Linked DNA regions of Homo sapiens: region 1 is linked to region 2. Evidence: chromatin loops called from intact Hi-C (ENCODE). Cell type or tissue: K562. All regions are shown on one strand. Links, peaks and the distances in the headings refer to the core of each region. The heading gives the core; the rest is flanking DNA.

What was found. Hi-C counts contacts between places; a loop is a spot of excess contacts. Peaks named below come from ENCODE experiments on the same cell type or tissue, not always from the same donor. Only the 100,000 strongest peaks of a DNase experiment are listed, where the experiment ranks them.
Region 1: it touches region 2 in a loop (3-fold over the local background); 9 of 110 quality-filtered maps call a loop at or near these places.

What each region holds. Positions count from the first base shown.
Region 1 is chr15:75,805,180-75,814,454 of GRCh38, reverse strand. No RefSeq gene overlaps it. Among named protein-coding and RNA genes, the nearest start is that of UBE2Q2, 34 kb to the left of the region's middle. In K562, for the core only: a CTCF peak has its summit at 4,300; a DNase peak (open chromatin) is centred at 4,314.
Region 2 is chr15:75,898,612-75,907,886 of GRCh38, reverse strand. It overlaps UBE2Q2 (ubiquitin conjugating enzyme E2 Q2), which reads right to left. Exons shown (of 13, transcript NM_173469.4): 13 at 6,809-8,460. The coding sequence ends at 8,429. FBXO22 (F-box protein 22) reads right to left here and starts at 4,009. Exons shown (of 7, transcript NM_147188.3): 1 at 3,784-4,009; 2 at 3,258-3,396. The coding sequence starts at 3,923. RefSeq lists a silencer at 3,618-3,687 and enhancers at 3,738-3,787, 3,808-3,907, 3,524-4,181, 4,268-4,357, 4,182-4,841. In K562, for the core only: a CTCF peak has its summit at 5,559; DNase peaks (open chromatin) are centred at 4,016 and 5,556; H3K4me3 peaks cover 2,337 bases.

The DNA of each region.
Region 1 (9,275 bases), core at 445-8,444, 93 kb after region 2:
GTGAATGAGTTCTCTGAAACCTGGTTGTTTAAAAGTGTGTGGCACATCCCCTCTGTCTTGCTCCCACTCACTCCCTGTGACATGCCTGCTCCCCCTTTGCCTTCTGCCATGATTGTAAGCTCCCTGAGGCTTCTTCAGAAGCAGAAGCCAGTGCCATGCTTCTAGTACAGCCTGCAGAACCGGGAGCCAATTAAACCTCTTTTCTTTGTAAATTACCCAGCCTCAGGTATTTCTTTATAGCAATGCAAGAATGATCTAATGCAAAGGTGTACTGTTTTGTTTTGTTTTCAAGCTAAGGTACATTGTTTATGCCTTATTACAAATATGAGGGATATCAGAAACTGGGGGAGGCCCTAAGCCCAGCAAGGGGAGGAATCCTCTATGGCTTCAAGCCTGGGATCTCCTGCATATGGGGTTTCACAATGGGAATGGTGCTTGATGCATTCAACTAATACCTTATTTGCAGACATCTGTATAGTTTTCAGCTTTTAAAATATAATCAGCTACATTGTATTTCCAGTTAAGTCATAGCTGATATGCAACTTTATTTCCTTGTAGTAAAATACTAGAAGCTACCGGTCAGATTTAAGATGTTCAATATATATTGACAAATTGCCATCTAGAAAAATTGCTCCAATTTACCTTTGGACAGCAATTATGAAAGGCTCATTTTTCCAGACCCTCACTCATATGGTTTGGATCTCTGTTCCCACTAAATCTCATGCTGAATTCTAATCCCTAATTTTGGAGATGGGGCCTGCTGGGAAGTAATTGCGTGACACGGGCAGATTTCCCATAAATGGTTTAGCACATCCCTTGGTACTGTTCTCATGATAGTAAGTGAGTTCTCATGAGATCCAGTCATTTAAAAGTGTGGCACCTGCCCCCTCACTCTCTCTTGCTCCTGCTCCCACCATGTGAGAGGCCTCGCTCCCCCTTCGCCTTCCACCATGATTGTACGTTTCCTGAGGCCTTCCCAGAAGCTGAGCAGATGCCAGCATCATGCTTCCTGTACAGCCTATGGAACCGTGAACCAGTTAAACCTATTTTCTTTAGAAATTCCCCACTCTCAGATATTTCTTTATAGCAATATGAGAATGGACTAATACATTCACTAATGCTGGGTTTGCTTTTTCTTTTTTATTATTACTAGTGAAATTGAATATTATTTTATATGTTCATTGGACATTTGTATTTCTTCTTTTCTGAATTGCTGGTATATTTCCTTGATTCATTTTTTCTATTACTGTGTTTGTCTTTTTCCTGTTTGTTGATGAGTACTTTTATGTAGTTGGAATACTCACACTGACATACTTCATTATGTAAAAATGAAAACTTCTGTATGTTACAAAACACCAGAAAAACAAATGAAAAGACAGAAGAAATTATTGAGAAAAACAAATTTGCAATGAATAGAACAATTTTGCAAGAATAGAACAAATTTGCAATGAATAGAACAATTTTTCTTTATACCTTCTGTACAGTACTGAGCATCATGCTTAGAAAGTCCTTCATAATCCCCAAGATCATGTAAATATTCTTTTTTTATGTTTTCTCCTAGTTAGTATGTTTACAGTTTTATTTGTTAACATCTTTACAACAACTGGAATTCATTTCTGGCATGAGGTTTAAAGTAGTAATGATTCTAACTTAATTTTTTTCCAGGTAGTTAATTAATTGCTCTAACAAAACTTATTGAATAATTCTTCTTTGCTCAAGAGGTCTTAATGCCACCTTTATCACACGCTAAAACAATATATTCTTATAAAAATTCAGGTTTGTGGCCAGGCGTGCTGGCTCATGTCTGTAATCCTAGCACTTTGGGAGGCCGAGGTGGGTGGATCATGAGGTCAGGAGTTCAAGACCAGCCTGGCCAAGATGGTGAAACCTCATCTCTACTAAAAATATAAAAATTAGCTGGGCGTAGTGGCAGGCACCTGTAATCCCAGCTACTCAGGAGGCTGAGACAGGAGAATTGCTTGAACCCAGGCAGCAGAGGTTGCAGTGAGCCAAGATCACACCACTGCACTCCAGCCTGAGTAATAGAGTGAGACTCCATCTCCAAAAAAAAGAAAAGAAAAACCTTCAGGTTTGTTTCTGGACTTCCTATTCTGTTCCATGATTTCTGATCTCTTCTGAATTCTAAAGCTGTTCTATTCCAACAAGGGTCCCCAAATTCTCAGAAATAGAGTTTGCATTGCTTTGGCGATCTCTGTTCAAATTCTTATCTCTTATGTTAGACTGTGAGTTCCCTGAGGGAAGGGTCCTGTCTCACTCCTCTGTGTACCCCAAGAGCCTAGTGTGGTATAATGAAGGAAGGGCACAACAGCACCACGGTGAAGTGAGGAAGCCCCAAGCTTAGGGGCACCAGATTGAGCAAAGAAAACTATAGGATATGCAGTTAACCTACAATATCAGATAAACAGCAAATAGTTTTTTTGTATGAGTATATCCCATGCAATGTTTGGGATATACTTATCCTAAAAGTTATCCAGACATCTCCACTGAAACACTCATCCTCCTCAGACCTCACACCCCTGCTTACCATGAGATCCAAGCTGGAAAACCAGGAATGCATTTTTTACATGCCAAATGCCACAGCTCAAGTTAGAAGCACCCAACTGACTGGGTGTGAGAGTGGGGAATATGGCCTCCTATGCCTGCAGAGGCAGCGTCCCATGCCAAGAAGGGACTGACTCACTGCTGTTCCTCCATAAGGCTCGCTGCCACAACCACTTGCACCATGCGCCATGTCCCTGTCCCATATCCCCATTCCCCAGAGGCCTTGAGCCAAGTGGAGCAGGGCAGACACTGTATGATCCCACAGCTGACTGTTCATAGTCTCTAACCTTTCCTTCTCTTATAAAAGGAAAACAGGGCACTCCTCTGATGCCACCCAGCATGTGATACCCGCCTGGACACATCCAGGAAACACTCAAGCCATGCTGGGGAGGCAGTCATCCTGTTTCTCATGTTTATCCACACACTTCCACAGGGGCTGCAAGTCTACACAACCTAGACACTTGGTCCAAATGGCCCCTAGTTTGTGCCAGGCACAGTGCTAAGCATTTGGGTTACAACGATGAACAAAAACTGGCCTGGTCCTTGATGTTATGGAGCTTACAGTCTAGTAGGGGAGATGGCCATAAATCACGTGATCAAAATTTATTTAATTGAAAAAGTATAAAGAGATATAAGAGCATATAGTGAGGGACCTAATCTGATGGGGTGGGTAGTCAACACCCCAAATAAGGGATATTTGAGAAGGCATTCACTGTCAAAGAGAAGTGTTTCTGGCAGAGAGAACAGCATGTGCAAAGGTCCTGAGGTAGGAGGGAGGGAACCCTCAGGGATCTGAGGTGATAGAGGGAGTAAGAGAGAAAGAATGAAGCAAAAGGTGGCTGCAGAGGCAGGCAGGGGCCAGATCCTGCAGGCCAAGGGTGAGTCAAAGCCATTGCAGAATTTAGCAAGAGAGTGACTTAATAATATTGGGCTTTTAAAGATGAATATGGCTGCAATACCAGAATGGCTGGTTGGAAGAGGCCAAAGTGGAAGCTACTGGGGATGTCTGTGTAAGAGCTGACAGTGACCTTGTGGTGGAAATGGGGCACAAGAGAGGGAGACTGTGCTGGGCTTCATCATGGTTGAATGCAGGAGAGAAAGGAAGTATCAGGGAGATGCTGGCACAACCAGGGAAGACTTTCATCACCCACTGGGTACGGGGGAGGGTGGTTAACCTGTGGGGAGAAGCAGGGCACTTATCCAGGGTGGAAAAGAGAGAGAGTGAGGAGAAGGAGCAGGAGTAAGAGAGCTAAAGCTGAGAACTCAAAGGACCAAGGAGAAGCTACAGGGCCAGCTCACAGAAATGGCGCGGAAGGAACTCACTTGTTGCCCCAGCTTTCTCTCATTTCAGTCTCAAAGAGATCTTGCCGGTTAGGCGGACACTTTCTCCACTTCGCAGGGTAACCAACTATGGATCAGATCTTCTTCTGACATCACAGAGCTGGGACTTGAATGCAAGTCTGTGTAACTACAAAGCCCACACTCTGCTCTCTGCCAGGAGCCCCACTCCTGCCCCGATCCCTGGGCCGATGAGTTATATCGAGGCCTATAGCCAAAATGAAGGCTCAAAGATTCCCCAGCAGGGGAAGAAAGTGGCTGGGTGGGAGGGCTAATTCTCAATTCCTGTAGTTCATTCAGATCCTGGAGCCTGGGGGAATATGGGAAAACCAAGGCAGACACAACGTGGAGAAAGCAAAGGTCAGTATTTCTCTACCCTGGCTGCACAGTGCCATCATCAGGTGAGCTGTGAAAATTCCTGGTGCCCAGGCCATCCCCCACCAATTAGCTCAGAATCTCTAGGGTGGGGCTTGGGCATCAGAATGTTTTCAAGCTCTCCAGGTGATGCCAAGCTCTCCAGGTGCAGCCAGGTTGAGAACCATGGGCATATCAGCCCCTCTCCTGAGACCTACTCTATCTCAGTCTAGACTTATCTTGGAAGGGCCTCCCATAACTGTATTTGGGGCCACACTGCCCAGGATCCCAGCCTAATCTGAGTTTAGGTCCTAATTAAGATCTTTAGAGACCCAAGACACTGCAAAATTATTGTGCAGAGCTCCTCTCTTTCTTTTCTTTCTTTCTTTCTTTCATTCATTCGTTCTTTCTTTCTTCTTTCATTTTCTTTCTTTCTTTGCCTTTCTTTCTTCCTTTTCCTTTTTTTTTTTTTTTTTTTTTTTGAGACAGTTTCTCTCTGTCATCAGGCTGGAGTGCAAAGATGCGATCACAGCTCACTGCAGCGTCAACTTACCAGACTCAGATGAATCTCCCACCTCAGTCTCCTGCACAGCTGGGACCATAGGCACATACCACCACATCTGGCTAATTTTTGTATTTTTTGTAGAGATGGGGTTTCACCAAGTTGCCCAGGATGATCTTAAACTCTTGGGCTCAAGCAATCCTCTGCCTCAGCCTCCCAAAGTGCTGGGATTACAGGCATAAGCCACCACACTCAGCTCCCCTTTTTCTTAAGTAATTCTAAATAAAAACAAGACTAAATTATAAAATAAAATTTGACATGGGCATTTTTGGAGAAATGACACAAAACTTCCATGATAGCTGAAATTAAAATATTTATTTTTGGATTTTCTATTTGTGTGTGCACACAGGTACACACTTGTCCTTGGTTGGTGCCCTATGTGTGTACTTGCTCTATGTAGTAGGTTAATCTGCACAGAGTCTGAAGGCACAATTTTCAGTAAACGAAAGCTCTACATAGCACAATTTCCAAGCAGTTGAGACTGAAGCAGCAGTCTCCTTCTGGGTTTAATTTGAATTAACTCATTATGTCAGAGGTTGCAAATGTTTTTCTGTGAAAAATCAGACCTTGGCGATGACACTGAGCAGTAGGATATAAATAACTCCACAAGCTTAGCGTTCCAGTAATGGAACGCTAAGCATAAATGTGTAAACTGCCAGGATGTACTTGTGCAGGAAACTGACAATTTTCAGCAAGAAATCTTCAGATGAGGCTTGTCACTCTCCAGTGTAACTCTAGGGCCTGCTTGGCAGGGGGACCAGCTTTGGCTGGAGGCTGGGTCAAAACGGCGGCCCTGGGATGGCACCTTCCCATCCCATGGAGGGAGCTCTGTTGGGAACATGAGACAGACCAAGAAGACTCATCCATTAGGAAAGCGGCCCTTGGCCTGTCCGGTTTTAATGGAGGAGGGTGCTTGGTGCAATGACCACTTCTGATGGGGAAACTAGTTGAAGACATGGGCATTGTCTTTCCCATGTGTGCCCCACTGGGAGCCTAAACTTGATGGGTGAAAAGTTCCAAGAGATGAATCAAGAGCACTATATATATCTCGGCCGTCCAGGCTGGGCTCCTCCCACCACCCCTCAGTCCTGCCCTCTGGAACCCTTAGCAGGCTGGCAGAAGCCCTTTTTGGGGTCCAGACTTATGACCAGGATGCCTATGGCTTCCTAACCCCCAGGTAGGGCAGCCTAGTGTAAAGATCCTGAAAGCAGGAGAACAGCAATTGATCAAGTGAACCCAAGATAGGACTAAAACTGTCTCTGATGGCAAAACCTTTGATGACGAAGAGTCTGGCCCATAGAAAGATGGCCCTGAGCATGGCACCTCTGACCAAATCCCTCACTCTGACCTACTGAGCGTATGAGCCCAGCCTTGCTCACAGTCGGGGCTGGAGGGAGACCTCATGGAGGCCACTCGATACCTGCACTTCCTGTGTGCCTGTCACTGCTGATTCCACCCACACCGTCCTCTGCCCCAGCCAGCTCAGCCCTGCCATACCCTGCCATTACAGTCCGGGCTCTTTGGATGTGAGTGACAGAAAATTCACTGGCTTAGGCAAGAAGGGAAGCTCATTGGTCAGTAAGTTAGCCATGGGCAGGACAGGGAACAGCTGGGCCTCAGGAATACCTGGACTCAGAATCACCAGCGCTGTTAGGATTTGCAGGCTCCTTCCCTTGTCTCTGTCTCCACCTCAGTCTGCAGATCAGTTTTGTGCTCTCAGAGCAACTCTCCCCACGAGGTTAGAGTCAGGCTGTTGGCAGCATGAGGCTTCTGTCTTACTGGCTTTGCCCCCGAGGAAAGGATGGGGCTCCCCTCTATTAGTTCCTATTCAGAAAATTCCAGAAGAAAGTTTCTGCTTGGTCTGGTCTGGGTTGGCTGAGTAGCTGGGACTCTAAAACTGCCGACCCCTCTAGTGTCATGTGGTTGAAGTAGGGCAGGGAGATGTATTAGTCAATTCAGTGTACCATGCCAAAATACCACAGACTGGGTGGCTTAAACCACAGACATTTATTTCTCACAGTTCTGGAGGCTGGGAAATCCAAGATCAAAGTGCCAGCAAGGTAGGTTTCATTCTGAGGCCTCTTCTCTTGGCCCATAGGTGGCTGCCATATTGTGTGCTCATGTGACCTCTTCTTTGTATTTGTGCAGAGAGACAGTGAGTGCACTCTCTGGTGTCTCGTCTTATAAGGACACTAATCCTACTGAATCAGGGCCCCACCCTTAGGACCTCATTTAACCTTAATGATTTCCTGAGAGGCCTCATCTCCAAATGCAGCCATACAGAGGGTTAGGGCTTCAACATATGAATTTGGAGGAGACAGAGACACTCAGTCCATGAAGAGAAGAAAAACTATTCACGAAGAAAGGGGTGCAGTGGCCAAAAAAGGGGGCAGACAAAACTACAGATGCTCTCCCCATTTCCTCCAATACACAACACACACACACACACACACACACACACACACACACAGCCCTGCCTTTGCCCCTTCCCCACAAGGCCACTCCCCACCCCATGATTATTTACTTCCCTCCTATCCTGCACTCTGGAGCTGCCCCTTCCCCTAAGTTGTCCTGTGGCTCACTGATCGCTGCATACAGGTAGGTGCATGTCAATGTAGCTGGGGCTGGGGGCCTCCTGGACCATGTGTGTCCTGAGCCCCACCATGGGACTGGGCAGGAAGTGGGTCTCACCCATGTCTCCTGTCCTCAGGCAGAGCCTAGCCCTGGGACATGAGCTCAGTGGGTGCTGCAGCTTTGTTGGATTCACCTCAGGCCCCCTTTCCCCACATCCACTTATAAGGTTCCCAGGGCCTTGATACCTCCGTCCTTGGAAGAAAAGAATGTGATTAACCAGCTCACACGAACCTGCTGGTGGCTTCCCACAATAGAAGGAAATAATTTTCTAGTTCAAAAGAGTCTACCAGGTGACTAGCACAGTGAATGAAGAAAGACCTACAGCAAGGCACAGCATTGGGAAATTCCAGAAAACTAAGGATAGAGAGAAAACCCTAAAATCTTCCAGAGAGAAAAGACAGGTCACATGTAAAGAGCCAAGACTCCGCATGACACGGACTTATTCCCAACAACACTGGGAACTAGAAAATAATAGAGCAATATTTCCCAATGTGAGGAGAAGTTACATTTAAATTAGAGCATTACATCCAGCCAAACTAGTAATCAGGAGTTGGGGTAGAACAATGACATTCTAAAATGTGTGAGGGTCAGAAAGCTTGGCTTCCATTCACTCTTTCTCAGGAAGCCACTGGAAAATGTGCTGCAACACAGTGAGAGAGTAAACCAGGAAAAAAGAAGATCTGGGGCCAAGGAACAGGAGATGCAACAGAAGAGGCAGGAGGAAATTCACACGATGGTGCAGAGACATGCCAGGATGCCAGATGTGCCATGGGCTGAGAGCTGAGTCCAGATTGGAGCAGAAGGATGGAGGGCAAGGGAGAAAGGGAAGCCTCCAGGAAAATAACAGGTCTGATACAGTATCTGGTGTTTCTTAGTTTTTGGATCATTATCACTAGGCATTTGATAAATCAGTTGGAGCATCTGAAAATAAAATAGTAGGTGGGCCAGAAGCGGTGACTCACACTTGTAATCCCAGCACTTTGGGAGGCTGAGGTGGGCAGATCAAGAGGTCAGGAGTTTGAGACCAGCCTGGCCAATATGGTGAAACTCCGTCTCTACTAAAAAATACAAAAGTTAGCCAGGCGTGGTGGTATGCGCCTGTAGTCCCAGCTACTTAGGAAGCTGAGGCAGGAGAATTGCTTGCATCCAGGACTTGGAGGTTGCAGTGAGCTGAGATTGTGCCACTGTACTCCAGCCTGGATGACAGAGTGAGACTCTGTCTCAAAAAAAAAAAAAAGGTAGGTAATAGGTACAAAAACATATAAGCAAATGAAGGAAAAAAATACAAAGCAATTATTAACTCTGAGGGAAAAAAAGGAAAGAAATTAGACAATTTCAGTGCAGGAGTTGGGTTAGGGAACAATATTTAGATACCTACAATAATGGAAATGCTTTGGATTTCATAAGACTATGATCCAATCAGACTGGTAGATTGGAAGCAAGGAAATTGTTAAGACCTCATAAGGGAGGTAAGCCCTATACTGAGCTATGCCAGGAGGTAGACAGATACTGAAGAAAACAAATCAAGAAATAGCAACATAAACATTATTTAGAAATATGATGATAAATACCAGAGGAAATAGCAAAATGAGTTTAAAGTGATGGCCTCTGGGATTTAGGACTCAATGCAAGAAAGGAAAGGGCAGAGGAAATGCTTTTTGATATAAGCCTTTTATTACCATTTTGTTCTTTTTTTCTTCTTTTTTTGTTTTACCGAGGATTTCTTGCTCCAGATACCATTTTGTTCTTAACTCTATGTATGTAGTACTTTGAATGGAATTAAATAGAATCTTATAAATTCTGGAGATCTGTTGTACAGCATGAT
Region 2 (9,275 bases), core at 699-8,698:
CAAGCAAACTCCATCTCCCTGGTTCAAGCGATTCTGGTACCTCAGCTACCCAAGTAGCTGCGATTATAGGTTTGCACTAACATGCCCAGCCAACTTTTGTACTTTAATATTTTTATTTATATATTTGATATTTTTAAATATTTATATTTTTTTAGTGGAGACGGGGTTTCACCATGTTGGCCAGGCTGTTCTCTAACTCCTGACCTCAAGTGATTTGCCTGCCTCGGCTTTCCAAAGTGCTGGGATTATAGGCATGAGCCACCATGCCTGGCGGACTTTAAAATATTTCTAATAGAAAAGTTAAATCAACTTTCTTTATGGCTATAAAAGTACCCATGTCCACTAGATAACTTGGAAAACACAAATAAACAGCACGTATGATTTGGATAGAGTTTTCATGTTTTTGTCTCACCAGCAGTTTACTACAATGGAGGAACTCCTCTAAGGGCATTACTATAACTATGTGAACTTTAATAATGATACTAATAAAAGAATATTTAATAGACATCTATTGAGAACTTATGCTCCTGGTATTGTAAGTAATGTTTATATGCATTACCTTTTCATTATTTAATCCTCACAACAACTCTATAAGGGCATAGGAAAATTATTATTTTTCTTTTTATTTTATGGAGATAGCACCTGAGGCTCAGAGAGGTTGAGTAGCTTTTTCAAAGTCACACCGCTGGTATATGCCAAAGCTATGGTTCACAACTAAGTCTGTCTGGCTATTAACAGCCACTACAATGTATAAACTCTTAAAGCTATAGAAAAATCATGCCTGCTGTGGTAAAAATTTGAAAACTTTTTAAAAACCATAGAAAACTTTTTAAAAACAGTAAATGGAAAAAAAAGCTAACATTTTGGCTTTCTTTTCTACTCTCCCTTTTTTGTCTTTAATAATTCAGATGATACTAAATATATAATTTCATAATCTGTTTTCACTTTTAAAATCAACATTTTCTCTTGTCATTAATGCATTTGCAGTCTATAATTTAATAGCTTTATTTATTAGATTAACATTAGGTTTTTAGTATCCCTTATTATAAACGATGCTCCAGAGAACACTTTCGAGGAAATCTGCTTGCATTTTGAATTTTTCCAAATGATAAACTTCTGGGAAAATGGGAAGAGTTGAGACAAAGTGCCAGAGAAGAAAAGTTTTCTACAAGCCTGCCTTTGGATACTGGCCAGCTCCCTGGAATGAGAGTTCCAGAGCCCAAACAAGGTAAGGAGAAAGACCACCCAAGGAAGGGGGAAACAGAAGATTGGTTACATATGGGGCATTGATGTAATATCTAAATACATTAAGAATGATGAGAACCAGGTTTCCCTTTGCCCAAAAGGGAGGTACAAATATGAGCAGAGACAAAACTAGAAAGCATCCTGCGTTTGATTCGAAAAGGATGCACCTGTGTGAACTCATGAGCCTCCACATATATATAGAAATATAATTGTAAATGTGTGTATATGTATATACTAATGTATATACATACACATGCATGTATATACATACTTATATTCCTTGGCTCTAATGACTGGGCTTTGGAGCAGCAAATCCCTCAATGGCAAGGAGTACACTTAGAGAGTCTAGACCTTGATTTCTAAATACCACACTCCATCAAAAGGAGCCAGGGCTTAATGGCCAATTCCAGGACCAAGGCAGGTAAAACCCAAGACAAGCTTAGAACATCTTGTGCCAGAAAACAAGAAAAGTGCTCAAAGATAATGGAGTCATCTCTAAAAAGACACTGAAGCCAGCCTGAAGGAGCTCCTACTAGCCAAACTAGGGGGTGAGAGGGGTAATTTGAGCACCAAAATACAGTAACAGATTATATCCCACTGAATTAAATAAGACTCCGAGAGTGTACAGATATAAATAAATAAATGAATTGAAACACGATATTTACATAGTTTCAAATGATCTCTTCACAAAACAATCATTACAGTAGAAGAGTGATTTTAGTGAAGACACTTGGCAAGCATCGCCTTAATTGAGTAATCAAAGGTAATACCACCAATAACAAGACGAATGGAAATCACATGCCACCTAAAGTATGCCGTGAAAAAAGCACAGCATCACTTCTGTGATTATTTCCTGCCAAAGACACAATTGATGGATGTTCTACAAAATAGCCTGTGATTTTCCTAAGTGTCAAGATTGGGAAAAATCAAGCAAAGCTTGAGAAACTGTTCCAGATCAAAGGAGATTAAAGAAACAGGACTTACTCAGAGCAAATTGCAATTGGGAACAGATCTTTTTGCCATGAAGAACCTTACTGGGACAACTGGCAAAATCTGAACCGAGTCTGAGGATAAAATGGTAGAAATGTATCAGTGATAATTTCCTGATTGTGACGGCTGCACCGTAGTTATGTCTGTCTGTAAGCCGTACTAAAGTAAACAGAGTGACAGAGCAGCAGGTTGGCACTTTACTGTCAAATGGTTCCCTTCCACTCCCCAGAGATGGTACACCCTGCAGCCCCTCTGACTCCACAGTTCGAGTCTTCATCTCTCCTGGTGTTGGCTCCCCTTTTGAAGTTGGGGGCCAGAGAAGCAAAAGAGTACAGGATCAGAAGTTGAAATATTTGGCTTTAAGTTTTGGTTCTTGGCTTTCTAGGTGTGCTCACTGAGCAAGACACACCCAGTTGTCTTCCCGGTAAAACAGACAACAAAAAGTTGCTTCAAGGGAAGCAGGTGAAGGGAAGGTTCTGCACAGCGTTGTTGTTAATAGTGAAAATGTGGATACTTAAAAGGCCCAACATGCCGGGCGCGGTGGCTCACGCCTGTAATCCCAGCACTTTGGGAGGCCGAGGCGGGCGGATCACGAGGTCAGGAGATCGAGACCATTCTGGCTAACACGGTGAAACCCCATCTCTACTAAAAATACAAAAAATTAGCTGGGCATGGTGGCGGGCGCCTGTAGTCCCAGCTACTCGGGAGGCTGAGGCAGGAGAATGGCGTGAACCCGGGAGGCGGAGCTTGCGGTGAGCCGAGATCGCGCCACTGCACTCCAGCCTGGGCCACAGAGCGAGACTACGTCTCAAAAAAAAAAAAAAAGGCCCAACATTTGATGAACGGTCAAATAAATCATGACACATCCTTACCGTGTAGTCACTAAAACTGATGTTTACAAAATCTTTTCACGGAACGAGATGTTCCTTTAATTAACAAAACTGGGATTTAAAAAAAAATAGTTCTCAAAGACTGAACCACCAACCTGCAAATGACTGTGCATGACACCCCTTGCTACTTGCCTCAAGCTCCTCTGCTACCACGCGAACCAAGCAATGCCCCTCCAGGTGGCCGGCCTCCGCCAGGCCTGCGGAGATCCAGGTTACGCTCCGATGGGTCCGCAATACTCTGCGCACACACTCCCTCCATAAGCGGCACACGCTGAGGACGCAAACGCACAAAGGATTGCGAACGGACGTTCATTTTCGTCTCTCCCACAGCTCACAAACCCCCACCCGCTGGCGCAGCAGCAGGAGATCCCTGCGGGATCCAAAGTCCCCGGGGTAGGTAGGTGTCAGTCAGGGCGCTAGTTCGGAAGAAGAGCCAGATATGGAGAAAACCTTAAGGGGAACTTCGCCCCTCAGGGAAGTCCCCCCGGGGCACCACGGCTGGGAGATACCTCGCGGGTAGGGGGTCACCTCAGGTAGGGCGAGCGAGCCGGGGACGGCCCTGGTGGGTCCCAAGGGTCTCTCCCCCCACCCCGCCAGCCTGGGACATGCCCACGGCGTGTCCCCAGGCAAGCTTCCCGCCTCCGCCTCCTCTCCTCACCAGGCCACCCGCAGCAACGCCTTGGCGGGCAGGAAGGTGAGCACACGCTCCACCACCTCCGCCAGGTTACTCAACACGAAGGTGCTCCGCGGGTCTACGGAGGAGCCGCGGCACTCGCCGCAGCAGCCTACCGGCTCCATTCCTCACCAGCCCGCCGGAACCAGTCCTACGGCGGCTCGGAGGAACCCGATTACGCCAGCATAGGGTTGCCCGGCCGGCGCGCACTGAGCAGGCGTCCGCGCCACTTCCGGCTGGACGGGGAAGGTGGGCGTGGCAACGCCGGTGCGTTCCCTCGTCTGGAGCCCGTACTCCGAGGTGTACTCCGTTCCGTAATACGCTCGGAACTGTTTTCTTCATTTTTGAGATTGGGTCTAATGCTGTGGCCAGGCGGGAGTGGAGTGGCGCGGCCTCTGCTCACTGCAGCTTCTACCTCCCAGGCTCAAGCGATCCTCCCGCCTCAGCCTCCCTCGTAGCTTTAACTACAAGCTCCCGCCACCACGCCCAGCTAATTTTTGTATTTTTTGTAGAGACGGGTTTCCAGGCTGGTCTGAAACTCCAGGGCTCAAGCGATACTCCCGCCTGGGCCTCCCAAGGTGCTGGAATTACAGACATAAGCCACCGCTCCTGGCAACTTTCTAGGAGGCCTCCTGCAGTGAAAATAAATTCTTCTTCTGTGCCTGTGCCTCTCACTGCCCTGGCACCGCCATATTTCTGAGTTTACATCTTTCTCTAATTCACAAATTCCTTGCAGGGACTAGGTAGTACTTATTGCTCTTCGTAGTCCCAATGCCTGTTTAAATAGCATAAGCTCGATTTATAAACGGACGTTTGCTTTTAAAAAATTGTCTTAGTGTGTGAAAATCACTGCCTTTATTCCTTGTAAACTTAGTTAACTCGTTGTAATCTTCAGGTTTAAAGTTTCGAATGAGTAAAATGGCATAAATAGCACCTGCCATTCTAAGGTAGCTGAGTGAGATGATTGCTGTGAAGCACGCCCCAAGCTGTGCACCAGTTCCCCGCCAGGGACATCAGATTCACCTGGAAACTACTAAGTTTTAGCACATTCCCGGTCCTTATCCCAGACCTCCTGAATCAGACACTGGGGGTGAGGCCCAGCAATCTGTTTTAACACACTTTATGACGATTCTGATGCATGCTCAAACTGAGAACCACCAAGAAATGGAAGCACAGCAGACACAGGTTTGTCCCCACCTAACATCCATTCCTCCCGCCAATTCCTTCCTAAGGGAGCCCTGATTTGATCGCCAGATCTTGGGCAGAAACTTGGTCTAAATTAGCAGTTCTCATTATGGCCTCAGGACCCTTTACACCCTAAAATATTGACACGACCAATAGTTTATGTGTGTTATGACTATCAATATTTACCATATTAAAAATTAAATCAGAACATCTTAATGCTTAACTCTTTTTAAAAAACCGATGTTATACATTAACGAAATATTTTTATGGAAAACAATTATTTCCCAAATCCTCCTTCCCCCACTGGTGGATAGTATGACATTGTCAGTGGCATAAGCCTCCTGAGTAGCTGTGGTTTTTTTCTTTTTTTTGGTAGACCCAGGGTCTATGTTGCCCAGGCTGGTCTCAAACTCCTGGCCTCAAGACATCCCTCTGCCTCCGCCTCCCAAAGCGTTGAGATTACAGGTATGAGCCACCAAGCCCAGCCAGTTTTTTCCCATAGTCTATTTATAGGCGCAGCTGCTTAAGGAAGCCAGATGGCCCAGATGTCACCAGAGCTTCCTGACCCCTTGCGGAATACCAGAGGAAGATAAACAGGCGCCCTCCAGTTACCTTTAGATAATTAACATAATGCTAAAATCCTCTCCCTAAAGAAAGCTCACTGGCATCTTACGAACATGGATGTATGAAGCAGCATGTTCAGGGACTATGCCTGCTTGTCTGGAACTCCAGTCTGTGCATGCCGTTCATACCTCCCCCGCCCCTCAGCTAACTCTTTAAACTCCCCAGCCTCCCATCCCTCTGGGAGAAGGTGCCTTTAGAGTATGAGCTCCCCTTCTCCATTCTCTGGCTACTGAATGAAACCTGACTGCCTTTCAAAGTGGGCGTTCTTTCTTTGTGGCTGATATAAAGTAGGGAAAGAGGACAGTTTACCAGTGACGGCATCACTACATTTTTGCAAATATTTAATTTGTCTTAATAGAAGACAAATAGATTCTCATATTTGCTTCTGAATTCAATCTGTTGCAAAATCACATCATGTAGCCTCTGGAAAATTCCATTGTACACATGGAAGAATGAGTGAAAATGGCAAATGTTTTAATATTATGAAAATAGTCTTTTAAAACCTCTTGAAATGGTCTCAGGGGTCTCCAGTGTTCCCCAAATAAGGCTTTGAGAACCATTTGTGCAAACTAATCACGATGGTTTCATTCTTTTCACCACCATTGGTTTAGGGGTGGGCACAGGTCCCTGATGTAGCCAAGGAAAGGCAAGAGGCAGTGTGCTTGATGGGATGGTGCTTTTAGAGATTTCCTCACCTCCTAAGGAGACACTAGAAGACAGGGCCATTTATCTACCTCTGGATCAAGTAAGGGGGCTGCACATAACATGCAACCAAAAGATGAAACCAACATAGAAAAATCTCAAGGAAGCAGAGCAAAGCCCAGATGTACAGTACCTGGAGTTGTCCTACCTCTGGACTTCTTGTATGTGAAATAATCTGTCAATTGTGTGCAAGGAGGCCATGGGTATGCTAAGGAAGGAGCAGATTATTTTCACTGGGGGAACTAAGGATAGCCATAAGGAAAAAGTAGCACTTGAATTTATAATGAGAATGGAAGAGGAAAAAGGCGGAGGAAAAGGTGACTATTGTACAGACTATTTCCAGGTTCTTTCACACTTTCACTTTCTCTTGTTAAATCTGCCTGTCTTCCAAGCCTCCCCTCACCACTTCCCTCCTTAAATATCTTATTCCAGAAACTCAATAAAGCCTACAAACACATCAAGCAGAGTTTTCTTATGAGGGAAAAATGAGAAAGTAATCTTTTTTTTGCTTGCCATGATCAGCACAAACAAAATTTTTAAATGGTTCTTTATTCATAAACTTGATGCAAGTTTACAAAATTTACTGTACATTGCCAAATAAATCTGCAATTAAAAATAAAATCCATTAAACAAAGCATGCCAAATGTGCAGCTATCAGTCTGCTTGCCATCAGGATATTAAAGAATTCAACAATGTATTCAAGATTTAGCCTTAGGCTTAAGGAACTTTACTGATTTAAAGAATTCTGCCTTGTCACTTGTTATCTGAGCAACTGGCAATCAGAACTTTATACAAATGTAATCAAGTGAACAAGAATACCAGAAAATCTATTTACTGCTCTCTTAACCAAAATGGAATCAAAAGAAATTAAACACACACAATGTAGAAATGACAAGTCTCTCAGATGTGGTTTACAAAGTTAAAAACTGAATCTCAAAGCTAATGCACAAGAAACACTTTTGAACTTTGTAACTTGTTTGTGCAGAAAAATGTGCTTCTGGATTTGTTAAAAGTGCTTAAGAACTAGAATTTACTTTTAAATCAAACGTGGGTGTATAAAAAAATCTATTACCAACCAAAAAGGACTGATTCAGGTAAGGCAATAAAATGGAGAGTACCTTGATTTGAGTCAGGTTCTATAAAAAAATTAACATATGTAGAGTTTCTATTAATCTTTCAATGTAAAAGCCATTGTTTTGACATGGCAAAAATTACTGTAAGAGTCTCCAAATTAAGTATCTTTTTGTACTTAACTGCACAGCTTTTGCTCAAGGAGTCTTTGTGCCAATCACTTTATAAGTTTATTAGTTTACAAACGATTGCAACATCCCGTTAATAAAATGGAAACGTAAGATGACTTAGTATTTTAAATAACTTGAAGCTCTGTACTGTGGCTCTTGTTCATAAGAAACACTGAACCAACAAGCAGCAGATTCAGCCCAGCCAAGACTCTGATGCCCCAGTGGAAATCACTACTCACAAGCCTTAATTGATACAGTTTTACACTGCTTTGCCTAAGAAGTACAATACAACTCAATTAAGAGTATTATCTTCAGGAAACAATTCATATCTTCACATAGTCATTAAAAAGTTTAACAATTTAATGAGTAGGTTTCCTATCACATTTTGGCAATATCATAAAATGGTTTTAGACATGAAAGAGCTATTATGATTTAGAAGGCCTTAAATTTCCTAAACCAATATTGAACATCGATTAAACCTGTATTGGCTGTAAATGGAACAATATATTGCAAATCCTTGTAACCCATGGGCTCAATATAGGAAAGTTACCCTAAAGCCTCAACTTCAGTAGCCTGATGTTGACTTGGCTGCTTTAAAAAGTTCACTTTTCAAGAAAAAGAGATAAGGAGTGGCCAGTATGTGTATTTATCAGGAAAAATACAGTAAAGGCCCCACTGCTCAGTCCAAGATATCTAAAATGAGCAAAATGCAAAGGCTGTAACTTATACTGGATGTCAGATGACAGATTATCCACTAAAATATCTATTAACTAACATCTTCGGTACTGCTGTAATAGGGGCACTCAAAGCTTTTGTCTGCATGTTAGAAAGATTTTCTTTAAAGCAACATTAGTCCAAACATACAACAGTCAACACATTTAGCCATCTTCCTTTGGAGGGGTGTACCAGCCTGAAATAGAATGAAAAAAAAAAAGTTAAAATAATTCTTAAATAAATTAGAAGAACTGGCATGTAATAAGGTTAGCTACAGTCTCTTTTCATAATTTTGGTGTTTAAAATCTACCGTAAAAAATATATATATATATTATATATATATTTTTTGAGACAGAGTTTCACTCTGTTACCTAGGCTGGAGTGCAATGGCGCAAACTCAGCTCACTGCAACCTCCACCTCCCAGATCAAGCAATTCTCCTGCCTCAGCCTCCCAAGTAGCTGGGATTATAGGCATGCGCCACTATGCCCCACTAATTTTTTTTTTTTTTTTTTTTTGGTATTTAGTAGAGACAGGGTTTCACCATGTTGGTCAGGCTGGTCTCCAACTAATGACCTCAGGTGATCCACCCACCTCCACCTCCCCAAAGTGCTGGGATTACAGGTGTGAGCCACTGCACCCAGTCTACTCTAAAAATTAAACTTACACTTGGATTGGGAACACTGCATTTTGCTATTTCACAACAGAAAGTTATTTTCTATGAATAAATTGTACCTGAGTTTTCAACACAAGAGCTCTGTATTAATGGCATCTCTAGCTAAAGATGACTGTGGAATATTAGACTAAAAGAATAAGTTTTATTCCACTTCAGTTCTATACTTGAAAGTAAGCCTCATGGAAAGTACTTATTTCCCCAAACAAAATCCTGGCGATTTAGAATACAAGGAACTTGGACTGTTATCGGAGCCATAACGTCATTTCACAATGACAAGGAAGCCATCGCAGCAGGTGCAATGACTAAATGACTATGCCTAAAATCAGAGTTAGTAGC